2 separate regions of the Mus musculus genome follow, and region 1 is linked to region 2. The links are chromatin loops, found by intact Hi-C in ENCODE. Cell type or tissue: left cerebral cortex. All regions are shown on one strand. Each heading gives the region's core, and the rest is flanking DNA. Links, peaks and the distances in the headings are about the cores only. Region 1 holds the start of Pkd2l1 (polycystic kidney disease 2-like 1). Region 2 has its middle 31 kb from the start of Scd4.

The links. Hi-C counts contacts between places; a loop is a spot of excess contacts. Peaks named below come from ENCODE experiments on the same cell type or tissue, not always from the same donor. Only the 100,000 strongest peaks of a DNase experiment are listed, where the experiment ranks them.
Region 1: it touches region 2 in a loop (3-fold over the local background); 5 of 42 quality-filtered maps call a loop at or near these places.

What each region holds. Positions count from the first base shown.
Region 1 is chr19:44,190,334-44,202,369 of GRCm38, forward strand. It overlaps Pkd2l1 (polycystic kidney disease 2-like 1), which reads right to left and starts at 2,109. Exons shown (of 15, transcript NM_181422.3): 1 at 1,707-2,109; 2 at 1,088-1,201. The coding sequence starts at 1,941. In left cerebral cortex, for the core only: a CTCF peak has its summit at 4,989 (motif pointing right); a DNase peak (open chromatin) is centred at 5,001.
Region 2 is chr19:44,358,403-44,370,718 of GRCm38, forward strand. No RefSeq gene overlaps it. Among named protein-coding and RNA genes, the nearest start is that of Scd4, 31 kb to the left of the region's middle. In left cerebral cortex, for the core only: CTCF peaks have their summits at 5,259 (motif pointing right) and 5,461; DNase peaks (open chromatin) are centred at 5,238 and 5,799.

The sequences.
Region 1 (12,036 bases), core at 1-8,000, 170 kb before region 2:
CTCTCTGGTAGTCATGTGCTCCAAGAGCTTTTGTCCGATCACCTCTGCCTCAGGTTTCACTGCTCGCTTTAGGAGGGAAAGACTCCAAGAAGCACAGGCTAGGCCCAGCAAGTGCACCTCACCAGCCACCAGAGGAATGCACAGCTATGGCAGGACCAGATGAAGCTTCCAGTCACACCTCTCTTATTAGACCTTCACCCTCACTTGCCAGTGATTTGCGCATCCTAAGAAGCAGAAAGCCAGCCGGGTGTGGTGGTGCACACCTTTAATCCCAGCACTCGGGAGGCAGAGGCAGATGGATTTCTGAGTTGGAGGCCAGCCTGGTCTACAAAGTGAGTTCCAGAACAGCCAGGGCTATACAGAGAAACCCTGTCTCGAAAAACAAAAAACAAAAAGAAGCAGAAAGCCTGGGAAGACAGGATGCTGCGGTGGGGGGTGGGGGTGTGTGTGTGTGCAAGCTTCAACTCTGGTCAGAAACACCAGTTGCTCTATAACTCTTAGCTGAATACGCACAGCATAGGTCCCCTCACCTACAGGCCGAGTAGCATCTGTGTGCTCCAGCTTGCTCACAGCCTACACTGTGGTATTGCTACATCTCTGAACCTGGACATCAAAGCTCCCCAGATAGTGTCCCACACTATTGAACCCCAAACCCTCTTCTCAGAAACTCTCCGAAGCCTGAATCATTTTCTTTCTGGCCCTAAGAAACACGGATCATGTGTTACACAGTAACCAATCACACAAAACCCACTAAATAAAAGAGGGGACCCTCTACCCTTTACAAAGGGTTCAACATTTCCACCGGTCAACACAATACGGTGGCTGCTGGCTCAGTAGTAGGCACTTGGATGTGAAAATCAGGTTACCTAGTAATCTCAGACGAATCTCCTTTTATTAACAATATTTCCACCCACTGGGATTCCTCCATTGAACTCAGTGTGAGAAGCCATAGGAGTTGCTTATTGGTATTTACACAAAATTCCCAGGATCCGCTTGCCTAACACAGATGAATACTGCCTGGGAGGTACAGACATTTTACACACTCGTGCCTCTTACAGGCAGATGGTCACAGGCAGCGGCTACTCACACAGACAGATGTCCACGAGGAACACTATGTATACCACAAGCTCCCTCAGGGTGGTCTTGACATAAAGCTCCCTGTTCTCGGCTGTGTTCTCAGTCAGCGTTGTCCCCCACAGTCCTACGGGCGTAGAAAGAAGCTCTGAGTCCCCAACAGCACATCATTTTAGTTATCCAGCCCTCCCTGTCCCTACCCCATCTCCACTGGTCCTTCCTCACCCATCCTGTAACCCCCGGGACCTGACACCCACACCCCTGCCTCCCTGCCTGCCTGCCTGCCCTCCTACAAAGTCTCTGTGAGAGACAGGGTGAGGTTACTGGGTCAGAGTGAGGCTGTGAACAGGGCAGGCATCTGTTTCAGGTGGGGTGGTCTAGAGCCTCCTCACTTCAGTGTTCCATGAACCACGCTCTCCCACAACTCCTGGATTCCAAGGTAATGACTGTGCTAAGTGAGCTTTCTGGCAGACCAGGAGCCAGGCGTCTGTCCTGGGGCAAGCAATCCTAACACCAGCTAATCAAAGACACCAAGGTTTCTTCTTTGGGTCACTTTTGTCCCCCTCTCAAACCTAAGGTCGTCCCTTCTCTGACTCTAACTCTCCAGGAAAACCTCTCCTTGTGCCCCGTACCTCTGATGCTCCGACAGATATGGAGACAGCAGCTGGACACCAGGGTTCTCTGTGTCTTCTCCTGGCATCTGACTTCTGGCTTTTTGGGTTGAGTCTCAGGGAGAGCCACACTGGAGACAGTGCAGATCCTCAGCGTCCTGTTCGGGGAAGGAGGGTCGCTGTAGGCAGGATTGTCCCAGGCTCTGTTCCCCAGGGTTTGTAGCTCCTGATTCTTGGGGCTTTCCATACTATTCATGGGGACAGGAGGTAGAAACCTGCCACCACAGGTGCCCACTCTCACAGGAGACACAGGGACAAAGACCCAGACTGACACTGGTAGCAGAGAGCCCAGGCAGTATTGTCTAAGAGCAGCTGATCCTTTCAACCTCGGCCTCCTGTCTGGGTGGGGGAGCTGAGCTCACATAGGAGAGGGAGCAGGAAGGATGCAGATGGTCATCAATCCTTCAATGAGCTCTCTCTCTCTCTTTTCTCTCTCTCTCTCTCTCTCTCTCTCTCTCTCTCTCTCTCTCTGACACAAAAGGAATGGAACTATAAGGGGAACTGGAATTGAGAAAAGAAAGGGGTGTGAGGATGTTATGCAGACAGACTAGAAGGATGGGGGAGGGGAGCAGGGGGGTGTGCTAGGGCCAGATAGAACCCGGAGTAGGATGTTCAAATCTCCAACTGTTGAGTTGGTCAAAGGGCAGGGACAACGGGGGAGGAGGGAGGGAGCAGTAGAGAAGCTAGGAGAAGAAAGGGTTGCAGAGCTCTGTGGTGGGTGTGAGCTGATACCACTTAAAAAAAAAAAAGGCTTAAAGGGACTACCATGGATTAGGGTGAGGACCAAGCCCAGGGATGTGTTCCTTGACAGCTCTATCAGTAGTCTCCCAGGCCCTTCAGTGTGCCTCCTTCAGCTGTCCCCTGGTGACTGGAGAAGGAGGCTCCCAGTGTGCCCTTCCCTTAGAGGTCAGTGAAAGACACAGGTGAAGGCAATCAGGCTGTCAGATCTTAAGAGATAGGGTCTCTGCTGGTGACAAGAAAAGGAATGCAGAGTTCCAGGCTGGCTTTCTTTCCCTGACGTTTGGCTTCATGGCTTAATGGTGACACACACCCTTAGAGATGGACCTCTTGAGCATGTGGGGCTGGGTAGGGAAGGCATAACTCGGGGCCTAGGGCAAGGGTGAGGTGACATCTGTCTGTACCAGATGATCTGGTCAATCTTTTCCTGGGACGTGACTTAGCACTAGAACTGTAAGCTTCAGCATAAACTGAGTCCGAGAGCTCTTGGGACCAGCAGCATCCCGTCTTGCTCGCTTTCCTGAATGGAGACTTGGCGTGGACCTCTGGTCACAGTACTGCTTGTGCCCAGCTCTGGCCTTTGCTCATTTGCCCAGGTTTCCCTGTAAGCAAGAGCTGTGGCCCAGAATAGTGCTCCTGCTGAAATGTTGGTAGTTGTTCATCCAAGGTGCTGCAGGGGACTCTTCTAACCAAGGATCTTTGCCTACAGTTACTTTAGCCACATTGGCTTCAAGTCTGCCTTCAAGTTCAGCAAAGCATAGCAGCCTGGAGGAGATCTCCAGCCTCAAGTACTCCCAGAGGAAGAACTTAACCTGGTTTAAGCTCCACCCCCTGATTAAGCCATGTTTCCTAAATCCTAAGACAGGGAAGAAAGGTCATGCTCCCTGAACCTGTGACATGAATTTCTTGGCCAAGGCCAGGACACTGGAAAGGATTGACTCTCTCCATGGTCTGACCCTCCCTAGAAGGACAAGTGTCCATCTCTCCGCTGTTCCAGTCAGTGAGATCCACTGCGGTGCCAGCTTTCCTTGGAGAGAAGGGCGAGAAGCTGGGCCGGGGGGAAGCATCTTGCATTGGATCAGCTGAGCGAGGAGGGAGCCAAGAGCCTTTTAGGCAATTGCACAAGGACTCCAGACTTCTATCTAACTTTGGACCCTGAGGTGGAGTCAGGAACAGGGTGACAACAGTGTGGTCCTTGATAAAGCAAAGGGAGGAGCATTCAATGGCTTCCCAGTCCCTTGGGCAATCCTGAATTCTGGAGGAAGCCTGAGATCAGCTGAGAGAGGTCTGAGTGGACCTGAGGACACTCCTCCTCGCGTGACAAGTCTCCTCATGTGACAGAGCTCCAGGCCACATCGTCACTCTCCTGGAACCCATCCAGTCCCTTTTCCTGCTCATGACTGAGCCCTTTTCCTCGTGTGTGGATCACACTATACCGCCCTATGGGGCAGGCTATGCCGCGCAGGTTGAGAAATCTCAGAAGAAAAAGAAGTCACAAATCAAATAAAAATTTCATGATGATTTTTGTTTGATATTTCTTCAAGTTCTCAAGCCCCATGGGTTCTTGACTCTTCCTGTTTAAAAAAAAGGGGGGGGGCAAACAGTATTGATGGGGGAAGCTCAGACTCTCAAAAGTGAATTTGAGCAAAACTCCTGGGTCTAACGCTGCCTCTCTAACTCACCAGTGGTATGTTGCAAAATGAGAAGCTAGCAGGGTGTTAAAGAAAATAGCTCCCCTGGAGGGTTGTCTCGGGCTAAACTACCAAACTTTATAAGGTTTTATAAGCTGTGTTCTTAAAGCACAGGGCAGACTTCACATCTTCTGGTAGCATCCAGCCCTGAGCTGTCCACTCACACAGCTCATTGTAAGGTGGACACTTTCAGGAAGCACTGTGTTGACATCATCTCCGAGTGACATGGAGATCAGGATGTACCCAAACAGCTACATGGGGTGATAGCTGTGGGCTGGAGGGACTTGAAAATTGTGGAATGACAGAGCTCTTAACTAAAGACAGGTCATGTGGCCCATCAGTACCCAGATCACACTTGGTCAAGAAGCCCATTAATCCTCTCAGTAGGTTGGTCTCCTTTCTCCATTGGCATGAGAATTGGGTCTGGTGCTCTCCTGGTGTGGAGCGGGAGGATGGCCACCCCTGTTTTCCACCAGTGTGTTCCGTTTCTTGACATGGCTACCTTGAAAGACTTCTTCAGAGCTTTCTGGGTTTACCAGACTCTGTCATGCTGGGGTGTCATGCTGTGTGTGACAAGAGCCACATTGAGTGGGATGGCGGGTCCCACTGCTGCTTCAGAGAAAGGGTGAATGGAATGTGTCGTGGCATATTATCTCAGCTAACTCGCATGGTGTAAGTTTTTGTTGCTAGATAAAGATTACCTGGAGATCATAAAGAGAACCTCTTTCCGAATTAGGCTTCAGGGAATTTATTCAGGGACCCAGTGAATTAAGTCCTTCGGCAGAAGGCACTACATAAGTGCTTTGTCCTCTGTGACCACCAGGTGGCGGCAGGATGGGGGCGCAGTTCCAGCTCAGTACAGATGAAGACTCTCCTGAAAGAAAAAAAAATCAGACAGGCACATTTGGAAAGCAGTCTACTCAGCAGGTCCAGGTGCCTTCCCCTCCCCCCTGTCCATTCCTTTTTCCTTTTTATTTGCCTATGGGGAAAACTCTCGTCTGGATCTGTCAATATGAATCTTAATCCCCAGGGATTGGTCATTACAGAAGCTGCCTCACCATCTCTATGGCCCTAGTTCCTCAGAGAAACAGGCCAGAGTGCAAGACTTTTAGTGAGGCTATCCCTGTGAGAAAGCAGGAGGTGGCTGAGTTTACCATGCGTGCGTGTGTGTGTGTGTGTGTGTGTGTGTGTGTGTGTGTGTATCATTCCTGATACTCATGTCTGTCCCTGAGTGAGGGAGACAGGGGGACAGAAGGTTAGTGAATGGCTGTGGTGTAACCTAAAACAGGGTTGGTTAGGGCCTTCGGGGAATCAAAAAAAAACATCAAGGGTGCTGGGTTCAGTGCTTGAGTGCACTGGCTGCTCTTCCAGAGCACCCATGTTTAATTCACAACACTCACTTGTTAGCTCACGACCATCTATAACTCCAGTCCCAAAGCCCTCTTTTGCTCTCTGGCGGCACCAGGCGTGCACTGGGTGCCCAGACATACATGCAGGCAAAACACCCAATACACAAACAACAAAAATAAATCTTTAAAAAGAAACAGACCACCAAACAACCCCTGTATCCCCAAGGACTGGGCTTGCTCCCCTCCCTGATTGGCCTCTCTGCTTCTGAGACATTAAGGAGAACGCTGCCCCAGGCAAACAATCTTGCTCAGTGGCTCTCCCTGTCTCTGTAGTTGAACGGTGAACAACATCAGGTCAATGCCCTTTCTTTAGACCCAGTTTCTCAGGTTACTCTACCCTGAGTCAACAATGAGGTCACCGGAGGTGTGCTGGCTAGTTTTATGTCAACCTGACACAAGCTAGAATCATTTGGGAGATAAGATAACTCAATTGAGAAAATGCCTTCATAACCTGTGGCCACAGGCAAACGTGGAGGGCATTTTCTTAATTAGGAGTTGATGGGGGAGGACCCAGCCTGTTGTTGATTGGGCTATCCCTGCTGGTAGTCCTGGGTTCTATAAGAAAGCAGGCTGAGCAAGCCATGTGGACCAAGCCAGTAAGCGGTACCCCTCCACGGACTCCAAATCAGCCCCTGCCTCCAGGTTCATGCCTTGTTTGAGTTTTTGCCTTGGCTTCCTTCAGTGATATGGAAGCACAAGACAAATAAACTGTTTCTTCCCAAGTCGCTCTAGTCATGGTGTTTCATCACAGCAATGATAACCCTAACTGGGACATCTAAGCAAGGCCAAGTAGGTGACAAATCAGCCACAGCTTTGCCAGGTGGCCCAGAGGGTCTGGAGGCTGATGTCATGTATCTGTAATATGTAGGTGCTAATATTTGTCTGTGGAAAACAACAATTTGTAAGCAGAGTACTGGGGGATGAGCCAGTAGCTGCCTGCCTTGTCCTAGGGTGGCCACAGTTAGGGTCCCAAGCTGACTCTGGGCTTCTGTGAGTGCTCCTGAAGGCTGAAGTTCTGTGGTGGCATCGAGGGCCCACTGAGCATGGGTCCTGGGCTTAGCTCTTCTCAACTGCTGTCCTCAGCTTAAAAGGGGATAAATGAAACCAACTCTCTGCTGCTTTAGCAGAGGACATGGAGAAACCCGGACCCCACGATCACATCTGGACCAGAGAGTATTGCAAATCCAGAGTGAGTTAACCCTGAGCTTTGAAGGGGAATTTCCCAGACCTGGCAAGGTAGCTGTGAAGTCTGGAAATGCACCAGGTTACAGTCATGTGTGCTTTGGACGCCAAAGGCAAAGCTGAGGGCACTGTGGGTTTTCCTTTCTCCTCATGGGCAGGAAAGATAAGAAGGCGAACTAGGTCAGAGAGGGGGGTAGAAGACCTCCGCAGTTAGCCTAAGGGGAACTTCAAACTGTCTCTTGCTGAAAGATCAGAACCACAGTCCAGGGTGTCTGCATCCTGGAGTGGGTTCATGAGACAAGGGTGGATGGTGGGACTGAGAGAAACAAGTGCTAATGAATACACTTCAAACTTTCTGGTTAGCAATAGCTACATGTCCAGCTCTGGAACCTTCTGTGGAATTCCCAATGCTGGGAATTTATCTGATATTTGCAAACAGCTAACGTGTAGCCAGCCATGCGCAGACTCTAGACCTCCCAGCCCAGAGCACACAAGAAGAAATTTTTAAATGCTGCTCTGTTACCTCACCGTAAGCCTGTTCCCTAGTCCTGTCTGATTCTCGGAGTTGCTGTACTGAGATGGCCCCTCTCCCACTTCCCCATTTAATACACTATGGTTGTGTTCTGTGCCATTGCATGCTGGCATGTACAGTTTGCTTGGGGGTTTTGTCCACTTTGTCTTAGAAATGTGTGTGCTCAGGCTGGGTGTGGTGCCACGTGCCTGCAATATCAGCACTTAAGAAGTGGAAACAGGAGAATTGGGAGTTCAAGACCAGCCTCGGGTACATAGAGAGTTCAAATCCAGTCTGGGATACATGAGACCCTGTCCACCAAAAAAAAAAAAAAAAAAAAAAAAAAAAAAAAGCCAGACATGGTAGACCCATGGTAATCCCATTAGGAGGCAGAGGCATGCAGATCTCTGAGTTCAAGGACAGCCTGGTCTACAAAGTGAGTTCCAGACAGCCAGAACACCCTGCCTCAAAAAACAAAGAAAGCAAAGAAGCAATAAAAATCTGTGAGCTCCCAGGGGTGGCAGTGAACTTGACTTAGTTGCCTCACATGAAGAAGAGCCTTGGCTTTCTGCTGAGCACATGGGATTCCAATCCACAGGGCAGGCAGCTACCCGGGTGTAGGAGTGTGGGATGGAGAAGCAGAAACTCCCAGTTCTAGTTCTGAAAGATAGTCATGGATAAGTCCCTGTTCCCCTGAGAGGACACCCTAGCTTCCAAGAGGTGACCGTTTCTACTTGGGGGTAGTCTCGGCATGGGGTGATCTAGACACATCTCTGCTGTTCCTGAGATCCAAGATGGCTGTAGGTTTAGGACACCAGCTGGAGCCTTTGCAGGGATCTGGGGAAGGAATGTGACTATGGTGTGCCTTTGGTTCTCTTACGCCTGTGCCTTTGGCCTTGTTATGGCTGCGTTACAGAGACTCCGTGAAGGACTAACATAACTCGTGCAGGTGTCTGACTCAGATGGACGGATTCAAAAGGGAACCTGTTTATACTGCTTTCTGGTTTTGCTTTTTTAAATCTTCTGAGCTCTTGAGCAGAAATGTTTCGACATGCTTGTTAAAGGCTGGCAAGATGGCTCAGGGGGAAAAGACATTGGCTGCCAATCTAAATGACTGAAGTTTGATCCCTAGAACCCACGTGGTAGAAAGAGAAAAGCAAATCCTGACTGTTGACCTCTAACCTCCACTTGGGCTCTGTGGCTTCCAAATCCTCATTCTCATTCCCCAATGTTAGTGCAACACACACACACACACACACACACACACACACACACACACACACACACACTCCTGAATAAAGTATAATGAATTTAAAGCACCTGTTAGCATGCGTCTCTTAGCCATCCTTGTAGCCTGAAGCACCACCACCTTCCAAGTTTCTATAGCAACTTCTTAGCTAATTTCTGTAACTTTAGTTTTTTCAAACCTTTTAAAAAAATTATTTATTTATTTATTTATTTATTTATTTATTTATTTATTTATTTATGTGTACAGGGTTCTGCCTGCCTGTACACCTGCAGGCCACAAGAGGGCACCAGATCTCATTATAGGGAGCTGTGAGCCACCATGTGGTTGCCGGGGAATTGAACTCAGGACCCTCAGGAAGAGCAGTAGGTGCTCTTAACCGCTGAGTCATCTCTCCAGCCCCCTCAAGCCTTATTTTTAATAAGTGTTCTTAAATGCTTTAACCTCCTGTGTAGCCCACCACCTACCAGAGGTAGTAGAAAAGAAAGGATACAGGGGAAATGAACATGTTAAGAAAGGTTCTTTGAAGCAACTCCCAACTATGTTGTCTGGAAATCAGCAGTTAGGTTCCCAGGTTAGCAGGCAGCAGCAGCTCGATCTACTCGAAAACACCTCACAGATACACCAGCAGTCCAGTTCAGTAGAGTAGGGTTTGCAGCAGCAGCAGCAGCAGCCTCAGCCTCAGCCTCAGCCTCAGCACAAGTCCTCAAGAGAAACCAGGAGGAACTCCAGGAGTTCTCAGTTGTGCCTCTCTCAGCGAACAAAGATCATCAAAGACATGAGACCCACAAGCATTGCACAGTTAGCTGTACCAGCAAGCCAAGCTTAGCCTCCATCGCTGTCCAATTGAGTCCGTGTCCTCCGCGGGCCTTGCCTCAGCATGTGCATCCAATCTGGCCTTGTCTGCAGAATCCCGACAAATGCAGCTCAACTACTCGATGTACCAATACATGTGTGTGTGTGGTCTTAGCAAAGAATCCTTCATCACGTGTCCTTTCTTTTCTTTTTTTTTTTAAAGGAGCTTTTTTTTAATTTTATTTATTTATTTATTTAATGTAAGTACACTGTAGCTGTCTTCAGACGCACCAGAAGAGGGCATCAGATCTCATTACGGGTGGTTGTGAGCCACCATGTGGTTGCTGGGATTTGAACTTCGGACCTTCGGAAGAGCAGTCGGGTGCTCTTACCCACTGAGCCATCTCACCAGCCCAGTCACGTGTCCTTTCACATGCTTGCTTTAGCAGAACATCCTCTCTCTCCCCCGTGTCTGCTTCAGTGAAACACTCCTTCATGTGTTTGCCCCAGCGACACCTTCCAACACAACTGACTTTCAAAGAACCCTTAAGTTTCCATTTCAAATTTCTGTCTCTGTAAAGCTGACTTTCTGAGCATTTCCTACAAACACCATTGTGCAGTATGCGCCTCTCTGTGACTGGCTTCCTTCCCCCACCATTCGACTTCCAGGGCTCACTTATGTTTTAACCTAAGTTTCACTTTATGGCCAAATATATTCCTTATTATTTATTACTATCCTTTACTCAGTGGATTAAGGTTTGTGTTGCTTCCATTTTTGATGCTTTGAAATTCATTGAGGTATGTGTGTGTGTGTGTGTGTGTGTGTACATGTACATCTATTTTCATTTCTATAGAGTATATACCTATGAGTAAAATTTGCAGAGTATAAACAATAATCTTATAGAACGAGCAGAGTGGAAAACAGTTGGTATGGCGGTTTGAATGAAAATGGACATAGAGGGTGGGGCTATTTGAAAGGATCAGGACAGATAGACATGTTGCAGGAAGTGTGTCACTGGGGGTGGGCTTTAGGGTTTCGGAAACTCATGTTGGGCCCAGTGGTTCTCCTTCTCTACCCCACCCCCACCCCCACCCCCCAGACTCCCTCTATCTGCTGCATGCAGATTCAGATGCAGAACTCTCAGCTACTCTTCAGTCATGTTTGACTGTATGCCGCCATGCTTCCCACGCTGACAGTGGACTAAACGACTAAACCTCCGAACTGTAAGCCAGCCCCAATTAAATGCTTTTCTTTATAAGGTTTTTCGTGGCTGTAGTGTCTCTTCCCAGCAATAGAGCACTGACTAAGACAGGAGGGAAGATAGGGAGTGGCTTAGAAATCATGAGTCTTGACAGGTCTCTCCCCCCCACACCCACCCCCACCCCTGTGGCTAAGATTAAGGGTAGAGACTGGTGAGAAAGCTGGGTGTGGAGGAGCTACACACCTCTAATCATGGGGCTGGAGAAGCTGAATTAGAAAGACAGTGCATCAAAGGCCATCCTGAGCTTGGATTAGGTGATAAGATCATCTCCCAGAAACAAAGTAAGCAAACTAGCAGACAGAACAAGACAGAAACGGGGGAAGAAGAGGGAAGGAATGGAAAAAAGAAAAAAAGAAAAGAAAAGGGAAAGGAACTGGTAGGAGCAGAGAGCTTCACGACCTAGATTCTGCTAAGCAGAAAGGGGAGTTAAGTCTGAGAAAGACGTTCCAGGTAAGATCATGGGCTACTAAAGTTCTAAGAAAAGGAGTCTGCGTGTCAATGCAATAAGAATTGCCGTTCACCATGCAGTTGTACCAACCGGTGACATAGTCAGGACAACCTTACAAAGCACAGTGTCGCTCCCATCACAGAGCTTCCATGGTGAAGCTGCTTCCTCACCTCGCAAGTTTCAGAAGCAGAAGCTCAGCCTGGTTCTTCTCTTTTCTCTTTCCCTTCTATATAATTGTGTGACACCGTTGAGATCACGTAAATGCATAAGACTGAGTCCCATGGGGCTAGAAAGATGGCTCAGCAGTTTAAAGCATTGGTTGCTCCCACGGAAGAGCAGAGTTTCCGTTCCCAGCAGGCAGCTCACATCCATCTTTATCCAGTTCCAGGGGATTTGCTGCTTTCTCCTGACCTCCTCAGGCACCAAGCTCACATATGGTGCACATGCATGTATTCAGGCAAAGCACTCACACACATAAAATAAAATAAAAAACAAATTTAAAAATTTTTAAAAAGATTATATCTAACTTGTGAATACCACCGATAGCATGAACAAGAGTTCTAGAGCGTTGATCTAGACTGCAGCTTCCAGAACTTCAATACACAGTTCTGTGTCTACTCAGCTTCACCACAAATGTCTGGTGCAGCCACAAGTAAGCTTTCTGACCTCTCCACTTCTCAATTTCCTCCTCTAGACAATGGACCCAGCGAGTACCCACCTTCCAGAGCCCCGGTATGGCTCAGCAAACTGTCTCTTGCGAATTGGTTTGCATGAACCATTCTACACCTGCTCTCTGTCTTATTTCTATGCCACACACACTGGTCCTTTAGACTATTTTGGGTTAAAAATGCCTGTCTATGCTTCCTGCTCAAATTCCAACTGAGGCCTGGGGGTTGGGGGGAGGGTGAGTGGGGCTCAGTGGTAGACTTGTCTGTTTGACCTGTACAACACCCAGTGTTCAAGCCCCAACACCGTCAAACAAAGCCAACTTCCAACTCAACAGGCAGGA
Region 2 (12,316 bases), core at 1,979-9,978:
CACAAACCTATAACCCCAGCTCAAAAGGGGACAGAGGCAGGAAGATCACTGGGGCTTTCTGGCTTCCAGCCTAGCCAAAAAGGTTGCTCAGGGGGAGACCCTGCCTGGAAAGGAACACACAGAGAGTAACTGCGGAGAACAGTTGACTGACTTCTGGCTTCCATGTGCACACACAAACACAGGCACCCCCCCCACCCCCATTCATATACACACAGAGATAGGTAGATAGATAGATAGCAGCTTTGGTTTTTTTTTTTTTTGTTTGTTTTTGTTTTTTTGTTTTTTTCCTTAAAGCCAAAGGTCTGGAGATGCAATGCAGTCCAGTGATGGAGTGTTTGTCTGGCATTCATGAGGTCCCGGTTCAATCCTCAACACTGCAAACAACAAAGAAAATGAGGTGTGTCCATTTTAAAGATAGTCCTTATATTAAATAATTATCAAAATCTTACATTAGCACAAGCCTAACATTCGCCGACTCTTGGCAAAGGCCCAGGAGCCATCCCTGGGGCAGCTGTACACCGCAGATCTGTGCAAGGCAAGCTCAATTGCAGTCCCTCTGAAGTGTGGGAGGAGTCGTCTTTCCCCTGCCAGGGGATCTTACAGAGCCACAGCGGTCCATCTTAGACCCCACTCCCATCCTTCTTTGTGTACCACAGCAAGCTCTGCAGAGAAAGCGGAGCTGCGGAAAAGCCTTTGACACTTGGCGTTTACACGAAGATGGGCAGGAACCCAGCAGCTTCAGGCCTCTTCTTGGCCTCGAAGAGAAGGTCACTGAGGGGCAGCCCAGGCCGCTGCCCCTGCCCCAGTAGCTGGCATTGTGGCAGGGGCTCACCCAGTCACTGTGCAGGCAGAGTTTTGTTTTGCTTTCTGGTCTAGTCACTGACTTCTATGGTGGAGACTTGAAAATGCTCACGTTCTCTATGCAGTGGTGGATGTGAACCTGGTTTTGTGTTTTTTTTAAACAAGAAGGAGAGTTGTAATTTGAATCTGAAATGCCTCCACTGACAGGTAACTGTTTTGAAGTCCAGTTCTCCAGTTGGTGGAGATATTTTGGGGAGCTCTGGAGTCTTTGGGAGGTGGGGGTCAGCTTGCAGCAGTGGGCTATTCAGGGCAGGACTTGAAAAATGATTTCTAGCACTCACTTTCTGTTCCATCATTCTCTGCTTGCAGATGCACTGTGATATAAGAGATGCCTCTCTAGAACTGAAGAGATAGCTCAGTGGTTAGGGGTGCATTCTGCTCTTCCAAAGGACCTGAGTTGTGCCCCCAGCACTTACGTTAGGCCTCTAACAACCACCTGTAATTCCAGTTCCACTTCTTCTGGCCTCTGTGGGCACCCACACACAGGTGCACCCACACACAGGTGCACACACACACACACACACACACACACACACAGAGAGGCATGAACACATGCACACACAGAGGAAAAAAATAGAACATAATGTCTCTGCCACAAGCTCCCACCACCATAAACTGAGTAGATCCACTGTGATTTCTCCATCTTCACACACTGGAAGGTTCTGTGAGGAACAGTAAACCTTTCCTCCCTTGGGGTCATCACAGTGCAGTGACAGCAGTTGACACAGACTGTGTTGTCTGGTTTTGTGTGTCCACTTAACACAGGCTGGAGTTATCACAGAGAAAGGAGCCTCCCTTGAGGAAATGCCTCCATGAGATCCAGCTGTAAGGCATTTTCTCAAGGAGTGATCATGGGGGGCGGGTGGCTCAGCCCATTGTGGGTGGTGCCATCCCTGGGCTGGTGGACCTGGGTTCTATAAGAGAGCAAGTTGAGCAAGCCAAGAGAAGCAAGCCAGTAAGGAACATCCCTCCATGGCCTCTGCATCAGCTCCTGCTTCCTGACCTGCTTGAGTTCCGGTCCTAACTTCCTTTGGTGATGAACAGCAATGTGGAAGTGTAAACTGAATAAACCCTTGCCTTCCTCATTTGCTTCTTAGTCATGATGTTTTGTGCAAGAATACAAACCCTGACTGAGACATAGGCTGTACCCTGAAACCCTAGGAAGTACCTTAGAAACAGCCAGGGAGCAGTCAGGGTAGCTAAATCCACAGGCTTTGGTACTTTTGTACAACTTCCATTACTTGATGGGAGTAAATCGAGTGCTTAGTAAAGCGTTTCTCTCCCCATCGGTTCCCGGCAGACCACACCTGTTGGCTTGGATATCCACCACCGCCAAGTAGAGTTGAACTCAACCCTGTATTGAATAACATTTGCCTTTTGTTAACTTGGGTGAGGGATTTCGCTGGGGGGCAAGTTTATGTGTCCGTCCTCCCCCCCCCACCCCCCACCCCCGCCTCTCCAAAGGCCTTTCTACTTACTAGCTCTAGATCTCACACACATGCACACACACACACACACACACGCACACACACAGGTATTCAAGCACGGACCCAACAGATGCTCACCCACACAGGCGTGTGCACATGCATACAGGCACACACACATGCACACAGGCACACACAGGTGTGTATGCAGGCACATAGATGCACACACACACACACACACACACACACACACACACACACACACACACACACAGAGGCATGAACACATGCAGTCTAGTCCCCAGACTCTCAGGGGGCTCTATCTCTTCTAAGTCTTCACCATGGTGATAGATCCGGACTAGCAGAAATACACAGCACTAAAATGATGCAGAAAGTGTAGAGGAGACATGATTGGCAGCTGTTCCTAACGGATGAGAGCAAGTGATGAGGGATCAGTGTAAACCTCTTCGCTTTACCTTTGTGTAAAACACAAACCTCCACATAAGATAAAATTTTACTTTAAGTAGAGTTAAACCGGGCATTGGTGGTGCACACCTTTAATCCCAGCACTTGGGAGGCAGAGGCAGGCGGATTTCTGAGTTCGAGGCCAACCTGGTCTACAGAGTGAGTTCCATGATAGCCAGGGCTACACAGAGAAACCCTGTCTTGAAAAAAAAATTAAGCAAAGTTGTCCTGAAGCAGTGATCCACAGGGTCTGCCCTCCCCAGACTCCTTGAGTTAAAATGAAGACACTCTAGATAGGATGCTGTGAACAAGACACAGGCTTTCTGCTGTCCAGGCTGTTGGCGTGGAGTGAGACCCCAGGAGGCTGTCGGGGTGAGCCAGAAGGATCTGAGTACAAATGGATGGAACTTGAAAATATTCTGAGTGAGGTCACCCAAAGGACATGCATGGAATGTACTCACTTATAAGTGGATATTAGCTGTAAAATACAGGTACCACACTCCACTCCACAGACCCAAAGAAGCTTAAACAGGAAGGAACAAGGGAGGAAGCTTGAATCTCACCTAGAAGGGAGAATTAAATAGCCATAATGGGCAGATGGAGTGGTAGAATTGAGAGAGAGGGGAGATGGGGCATTCAGGATCAGGTGTGGGGAAGGACAGGAGAGATGGCTAGATGGCCATGAAAATGAATGGAAATCTGTGACTGACAGGGATGAGGATGTGGGGGCATCTCCAGGATGAGACAGAGACCTGGGATGTAAGAGGTATCTAAGAACTGATAGGGGTGACCTTAGCTGTGACTCATTACACTGGGGGTATGGGACCTGAAGAGGCCACCTCCTGTAGCGGAGCAAGAACCCCAGTGGAGTGATAAAGACACCAACCCACTCACAGAACTTTCAACCCAAAATTTATCCTGTCTACAAGAAATGCAGGTATGGGGGATGGAGCAGAGACTGAGGGAATGGCCAACCAATAACTGGCCCAACTTGAGACCCATCCTATGGGGAACACCAATCCTAACACTATTAATGACATGCCACTATGCCTGCAGACAGGAACAAGTTGTCCTCTGAGAGGCTATACCCAGCAGCTGACTCAGACTGATACAGACATCCAAAGCCAAACAGTGGATGGAGCTTGCGGACTCTTATGGAAGAATAGGAGGAAGGATTGGGGCCCTGAAGAGGATAGGAACTCCACAAGAAGACCAACAGAGTCAACTAACCTGGACCCTTGGAGCTTAAGAGTAAGTCTGAGCCACCAATCAAGGAACACACACGGGCTGGACCTGGGCCTCCCTCACATACATAGCAGATGTGCAGCTTGGCTTTCATGTGTGTCCTGGACAACTGGAATGTGGGCTATCCCAAAAGCTGTTGCCCGTACGTGGGATTTGTCTTTCTAGCTGGGCTGCCTTGCCTGGCCTCAGGGAGAGAGGAAGTGCCTAGCCTTGCAGAGACTTGAAGTGCCAGGGTGGAGGGAACTTGGGAGGGGGCACCACCTGCTCAGAGGAGAAGGGAAAAGATTGTGGGAGGGGGTGACTGGAAGGGGGGCAGTGAGCAGGATGTAAAGTGAATAAGTAAAGAAATAAAATTAAATTAAAAAGCCGGGTGTGGTGGCACACGCCTTTAATCCCAGCACTGGGGGGGGGGGGGGGGCGGCAGAGGCAGGCAGATTTCTGAGTTCGAGGCCAGCCTGGTCTACAAAGTGAGTTCCAGGACAGCCAGGGCTATATAGAGAAAACCTGTCTCGAAAAAAAAAATTAAATTAAAAGCACCCACCGGACACAGGCAATCCGGGTGCTCAGTACAGCCCAGGATCACGTATAAGGCTTACAGCAGTCTCGAAGGCAGGCAGGTGACTGTCTCCGTTTGCTGTCAGGAACAGGAAACATTAGGAGACATTTTAAATCATCCCACAGCGAGGAAACTGTTAATTCAGGACACAAACCCAGATTTGACTGACGCTGAGGACAGCCAGGTCCTGTCCTGTTTCCCTCCCTAGGATACACTGAAGGGGACAAGGTGGGTCACAAGGCCACTCACTAAATGGGCGTCAGGGAACTGAACAGGCTGCCCTCGGCTTTCCCATTTCTTTGTAAACCACACATCAATATCATCTGGTGAGATTTTAGGAAGATGTGACCAGGTGCCTCCCCACATTTAGGAGTCAGACTTCCTTGGGATGCAATCTGGAAGTCTGTAAGAGAGTTCCCCTGGCGAATGTATGGGGAGCCAATTGGAAGCATCCCATGAACAGGCTGCCGAGAGTGGGAGTGGCTTCCTTCATTGAAAGGGTCAGATGAGGGAAATTCTAAGGAAGGTCCGTGGGCATAAAGCCGGCTAGCTTCCTTCCTCAATCTCCCCCTTCTCCTACTTCCCTGCCTGGTTCCTTCAGTAATGAAGTTTTCCTGTCCCTTGTAGGCAGGACAAGTGACACTTGGAACAGCAGCGCCGCACAATGGAAAGCAACAAACACTACAGCGCTATGCGCATCGCAGGATGGCACTTTAATAGAGCATGGGGCTGCAGGTGCCCACGTGTCCTGCAGGGGGCAGCACGTCCCTACGTGTTTACGTGCTGACCAGGTTGGCCTTCAGGATAGATAAGCCACTTCTGTGCCAGGTCAGAAACCACAAGCTCCGCGTTCTGAAACTAGAATACTAGCAGGCGAAACAAAAAGGAGAAGCCTGCTACAACCAATGTCTGTGCCTTCCTGGGTAGGGTAAAAGTATGGGTTTCCCCGGCCTCTGTGACTTTAAAAACAAATATTTGGGCTGAAGAGATGGCTCAGCAGTTAATAGTATCTGCTGCACTTGCAGAGGTCCCGGACGGATGCCCAGAATCTCGGTGCCGCTCACAACCATCTGAAGCCTCAGTACTAGGGATCTGATATCCTTACGTGTAGGCAAAACACTCATATTGATAAAATAAATAATTAGCAACAACAAAGATCACATCGACAGTTGCGCCTCCTCTCAGGCACATCTTGGGAACAGTTATATTTGTGCTACACGTGAGTCAGGCGTCCTGATGACATATGGGTTGTGTCACTGTGTCTTCTAATTATACACCATTTGCCTTGACTTCTGGCACAGTCACCCTGCTCCTGTCTGCTTTGCACTCCACCCCCTCGTTTCACACAGACACACTTTTTTTCAAAAGTTGTCTGATATTTAGGTAGACACAGCTCTTCCAGTGCCATGTTGAATAACGGAACTAAATTGATGCAGCTAGAAATAATATTGCTAGCGTACATATTAACACCCCTACCAGATTGCTTTCTCTTCTCTTTTTAAACTTAAATTGCTTTCATTGATATAATGATTGCACTTTATATTTTTGTGATGGTAATGTACACATTGTGTGCTGGTTACGTCAGGATAATTAGCAGACCATCACCTTCAAGCAGTTTTTAAAATTAAGTCATATTTATTTATGTAGGTGTGTATGTGTGTGTGTGTAGGTGTGTATGTGTGTGTGTGTGTGTGCGTGCATGTGCCTCCATATACATGTAGTCAGAGGATAACTTTTAGGAGTCAGTTTGCTCCAGGGATCAAACTCTGCCAGATTTGGTGGCACCCGCTAAGCCCTCATGCCAGCTTGATTTGGTGGCACCCGCTAAGCCCTCATGCCAGCTTGATGGAATGTTATTATTTCTTCATGTTGAATAAATACATTGAAATCCTCCCTTCTCCTTGGTTTTTTTTAAAGATTTATTTATTATTATACATAAGTACACTGTAGCTGTCTTCAGATGCACCAGAAGAGGGCCTCAAATCTCATTGCAGGTGGTTGTGAGCCACCATGTGGTTGCTGGGATTTGAACTCAGGACCTTCAGAAGAACAGTCCCTTCTCCTTGTTAGGAGACAGACATATCGGTACATTTTCTTTTCATCCCAGTGAGCCATAGAACCCCAAAACTTACTGTTGTCCGCACATCAAACCCACGACCAGCCTCACCCTAGCCCTCCTTCCTTCCTGTTCTCCCCAGCTTCTCACCAGGACTGTTCTCAGCTTCAACTCTCAGCTATCATTCAGCATTTTTAGATTCCACATCTGAGTGAAATCATAGCTTGTGTCTGCCTAATTTTACTTAATGTAAAGACCCCCAAGTCCACCCACGGTGTTAAAAATGGTGGGCTTTTCTTCCTTTTATAGCTGAATGGCATTTATGACTGAATAGCATACCACAGATTCCTTAGATAGTGCTCCTCCCATGCCCATCTGGGTTGACTGGGTTTCTTTCTTTTCTTTTTTTAAAAAATTAGATATTTTCTTTATTTACATTTATTTTTGTTTTGTTTTGTTTTTTGAGACAGGGTTTCTCTGTATAGCTCTGGCTGTCCTGGAACTCGCTCTGTAGGCCAGGCTGGCCTCAAACACAGAAATCTGCCTGCCTCTGCCTCCCAAGTGCTGGGATTAAAGGAGAGCGCCACCACTGCCCAACTTTATTTACATTTCAAATGTTATTCCCTCTCCTGGTTTCCCCTCCAAAAACCCCCTATCTCCACCACACCCCCCCCCCACCAACCCACTCACTCCTGCTTCCAGGCCCTGGCATTCCCCTACACTGGGGCATGAAGCCTTCATAGGACCAAGGGCCTCTCCTCCCATTGATGACCGACTAGGCCATCCTCTGCTACATATGCAGCTGGAGCCATGAGTCCCACCATGTGTACTCTATGGTTGGTGGTTTAGTCTGGGGTACTGGTAAGTTCATATTGTTCCTTTTGACTGGGAGTCTTATCTACTATGAGCAGGACTTCAGTAAACTCAGGAGTGCAGGTGTTTCTGATAGTCTGATTTCATCTCCTTTAGACAGAAACCCGGTCAAACTCTCTCCTGGTACTTCTACTGTCTCCTGTAAAGGCCGTGCTAGTTTGAATTCTCACTAGTAATGTGTGTGACATATGTGTGTGTGTTTGTGTGTGCATGAATGTGTTACCGAGCTACCTCCTGAACCTCTTATTTTTAAGATTTATTCTGACTTTCTACTTATTTTATTTTTAGTTGCAACGCGTGTAAGGCTTGAATATGTGTGCACATAAGTGTAGGTGCCTGTGTAGACCAGAGGCATTGGATGCCCTTGGAACAAGAGTTACAGTCATTAACTCCTGGCGAATCCCTTAATGTAGCTACCCAGGTCCAAAAGTACATCCTTAGCAAGAGCTGTCTGCCCACTGAGCCATCTTTCCAGCCTCCTGAAAGGTTCTTGAGGTTGTTTGTTTGTTTGTGGGTTTTGTTGTTGTTATTTTTTTTAATTTTATTTTTTTATTATAGGGTATCACCATGTAACTGTGGCTACTCTGGAACTCAATATATAGACCAGGCTGGCCTCAACCTCACAGAGATCCTGCCTCTGCCTCCCTTGCACTGGGATTAAAGGTGTGTGACACCACTGCCCAGAGGAAAAAATACTTTAGCAGAGTGGAAAGTAAAGAAAAATCAGGGAGAAGGAGAAGTGAAAACTAGAGTAGATAAGATTCAACTCAGGTGACCAAGAAAAGAATGTGGGCAGGGCTTGGAGGTTCCAAGGAGGGTCTAACCTAAGGCAGCCAGAAGGGAGGGGGGTAAGTCTAGTGTTTTCACAGACTGGAACTCCCAAGGGTGCATCATGGTCAAAGAAATGACTTACCAATCACAAATGGGCCTTCTGTGAGAGAAAACGGTAACTTTGTGTCGCTTTATTTTGCTTTTTTTCTGTTTATTTTGTGACAGGACCTCCCTATGTAGACCTGCCTTTCCTCAAGCCTGTCATCCCCCTGCCTCAGACTCCTGAGTGCTATTAGCCACCATGCCAGCTTCATTTCTCATTTTTGTGGGCTTTTCGCTTCTACGTATGTTCAAGAGAATGCAGAATGTCTGAGAAAAGGCTGGGGCTTCTGCACCTCACCCATGCCCCTTCCTCGACAGACCAACCATCTCTCTCTGAGGTACCCGATTGTCTCTGGAAGCATTCTGTCCTGTGGAGGATGAAATAATCCATCGATTTCCATGGTGTAAATGTGAGAAGATGGGATCTGGACCGGTGACTCGGTCACGGCTGTAAAGAAGAATAAGTAAGTCTGGAAGGAGTGAGATTGAGGGGCAGAACGCATTGGTTAATTGGGTTTCTGATTAACTACGGGTTAATGAGAAGACACTTCTGTCTGAAATCTCTCTAGATTGCCTCAGTCCATTGCCTCGCTTTAATAAGTAACCTAATGAACATAATTAAATCTCTTCTTACCGATTCTGCATCCTGCAGAGCCTTGGGATCATTGCTCTGAACACAATATGTAATTCTACCCTGCACTGTAGCTGCAGAAGGTACCGGAATTACAGGCAGCTCCTCCTCACTCCCTCGCTTTAAACAAACAAACAAACAAACAAACATGCCCACGATCTATATCTTCATTATATGTAAATCTATCTTAGTTAAAGCAAGTGCCAGTTGTGTATCATAGGATATGTCCAACCCTTTGGCCCATGAGGGGACTTGGAGATTGTGAAATGTAATAATGCTACATAAAAATAGAAGAAAAGTAAAATAAAGGGGGCAGGGAGCATGAGGACAGCTAGGGGACAGCCCGATCTGCGGTGAGGGCAGCAGGATCTGCTGTGAATCCGTAAGGTCTGTCCCCACGCTGGGCCACCACTGGCCTCACTGGGAGGCTCCTACTATGCCTCCCCGTCCCTGACAAAAAGTGGTGGTCATTTTTGAAATTGCTTGTTTTAGTGAAATGAAAATAAAATCCGCTAAAATGTCAGAGCCGGGGAAGGGGGGGGGGTGAGGAAGAGTCGGATTCCTTTTGTTCACTGATACATTCTCAATACACCAAGAGGGTCTCCCCTTGTGAAAGGTCTCCAACATGTGTTGGAGGAATGAAAGAACAAAACGGAGAATCAATATTTATTATGTACAAGTGTCTTAGTTAGGGTTTTACTGCTGTGAACAGACACCATGACCAAGGCAACTCTCGTAGGGACAACATTTAATTGGGGCTGCCTTATAGATTCAGAGGTTCAGTCCATTATGATCAAGGTGGAAACACATGACAGCATCCAGGCAGGCATGGTGCAGGAGGAGCTGAGAGGTCTACATCTTCATCTGAAGGCTGCTACCAGAATACTGGCTTCCAGGCAGCTAGGGTGAGGGTCTTAAAGCTCACACCCACAGTGACACACCTACTCCAACAGGGCCACACCTTCTACTAGTCACTCCATGGGCCGAGCATATACAAACCATGGAAACAAGAGTACTTGATTCTGTGGCGTTTAACATTGAATCCAATCCAAGAACACAGCACTGAAGTTTATAAAGCAGAGAGACGTGACTCTATTAGACATTTATCAAGATTGGTGGAACACAGGCCCCACCTTAGTTAGCTTTGATGACAAATTAAAGCTTTCCGTGGCTGTCAAAAATGGTCTGACCAAAAATAAAACATCAAAATTCTACTCAGGCAAATGTTCCATATGGATTATCACACATTCCTTGAAATAAGGCCAACGGGGCCATCAAAACTTGGAAGCCGAAAATGCAGAGACTATACCCGGCAATTATTATCCACTGGACCCTTGACTGGAGTTGCAAGGACTGGCAAGTGTGCTTACAGGATGCTACGTCTGAGGATATGCCTCAGACTCAGGCAGGGAAGGAGGAACCTGCAGAAGCCCTGCTCTAACGGACCAGTCTAAAACCCATCAGTGCAGGCATCTATGGTTGTGTGGCTGCTGTGTTTGGACAGACTCTTGGTTTTGACAAAGATGGCACTTACCTACTGGAGTGCACTCACCTTCCTAATCCAGAAAATTCCAGGCCTCCAGATCCTTTGAATTTTGCTTCCCTTTCATCATCACTAAGCCATACTTTTTTTTTTTAAAATAAGTCATGCTTTTTGAATGGATTTTTAAAAAAGATTTATTTATTTATTATATGTAAGTACACTGTAGCTGTCTTCAGATACTCCAGAAGAGGGCATCAGATTTTGTTACGGATGGTTGTGAGCCACCATGTGGTTGCTGGGATTTGAACTCGGGACCTCCGGAAGGGCAGTTGGCGCTCTTAACCACTGAGCCATCTCGCCAGCCCCCAAGCCATACCTCTTTTGAAGTTAAGAATATTTGTTGATTGGGTGCATCTTAGGGACCCACTGAAGGAGCCTCTGCTGCACTGTAATGATCTGTGGACATTTAAAACAGGGAGTGTGAGGGGTTTGGAAAACCATCCCTGGGTAGATGAGATGGGTAAGCGAGAGGGAAATGAAGATTTTTTTTTTTTAAATTACTCATTGTGAGTGGATGTGTACGTGGGCTGCACTCACATTGTGGTCAGAAGATAGCTTGCTGTTCTTGCCTTCCACATGTGGGTTTCAGGAATCAAACTTAGGCCATGGGACTTGGCAGCAAGCCACTTACCCACTGAGCCGTCTCATTGGCCCAACGCTCGTGTTTTTAATTAAGTCCCAGGCTCGGATGATTTTGAGTGCACCTCTAAATCCCTTAATCCTCATAACCTCAACTGCACACTACAAACAGCGCTTTGTGGGGACAGTCACACAAAACCACACTGCCAGCTGACAAAGTCCATTGAAAACATCCTTGCTATCGTTTCCTTATTCCTTGATGTCACCTGGTTTCTGAACACACCCAGTGAGAGCCTGCCATACCCTGGAGAGCCTGCCCTCTGGGGAGAGATCGGGCTTTCTGTGCTCTTGACCTCAGATGCCTGCTCAATCCTCTCTACCCTCTTCTGAGCCAGCACTTTTGGAGGTGAATGAATGACAAGGCGGTGAATTGACTGGACATAGAATGCGAAGAAGAGGGGATGCTCTCGAGTCCCCTTAGACTGAAAAGACAGACTTCAGGGAACAAAGGGGCCAAGAATGGGCTGCCTGGGGAAGCCGTGTACTGCGCAGGTTCTAGACTGCAGGGCTGGTGGGATCCAGGGCTCTTACAGGTCGGTCTGAGACCTGGGAAGGCAGGGGTGTCTGGAAAGGGTGGACCTAGATTTCTGTTCTACAGTCTTGAAGAGACACAATAATCTTAAAAAGACTATTTTATTTCCTGCTTTCTTTTAAAAAATGGATTTATGTCTGTGTACCATGTGCATTCCCAGTATCTGTGGAGACCAGAAGAGAACTTCATGTTCCCAGAGACTGGATCAACAGGTAGTATGGACTATCATGCAGGTACTGGGACTCGAACCTGGGGCCTCTTAAATAAATATTCTTTAGTCTCTCTGCTGCCTAGCTCCTTTGCAGACACAGGTTGAGCGGCACACAGAGGCAAAGAGATGTCTCAATAGGGGTGTGTCTTCATGTCTGCTTAAGGATGTTATGTAATCTGTCTGTGAGAGATGAGTTCCATTGGCCTTCCAAGTCTTGACAGTAAATCTTTGATCTTCGTGGAACGGGGAGGATTTGACCGACCCAAGACTAATTATATAACTTAATTATTAGTCCCCTCCCACTCAGTCACTTCAGAAGCTCCCTGCCCTGAGTCTCCAAATGACTGGACATGGAATTCGACGAAAGGGGACGCTCCCGAGTCCCCTTAGACTGAAAAGACAGACTT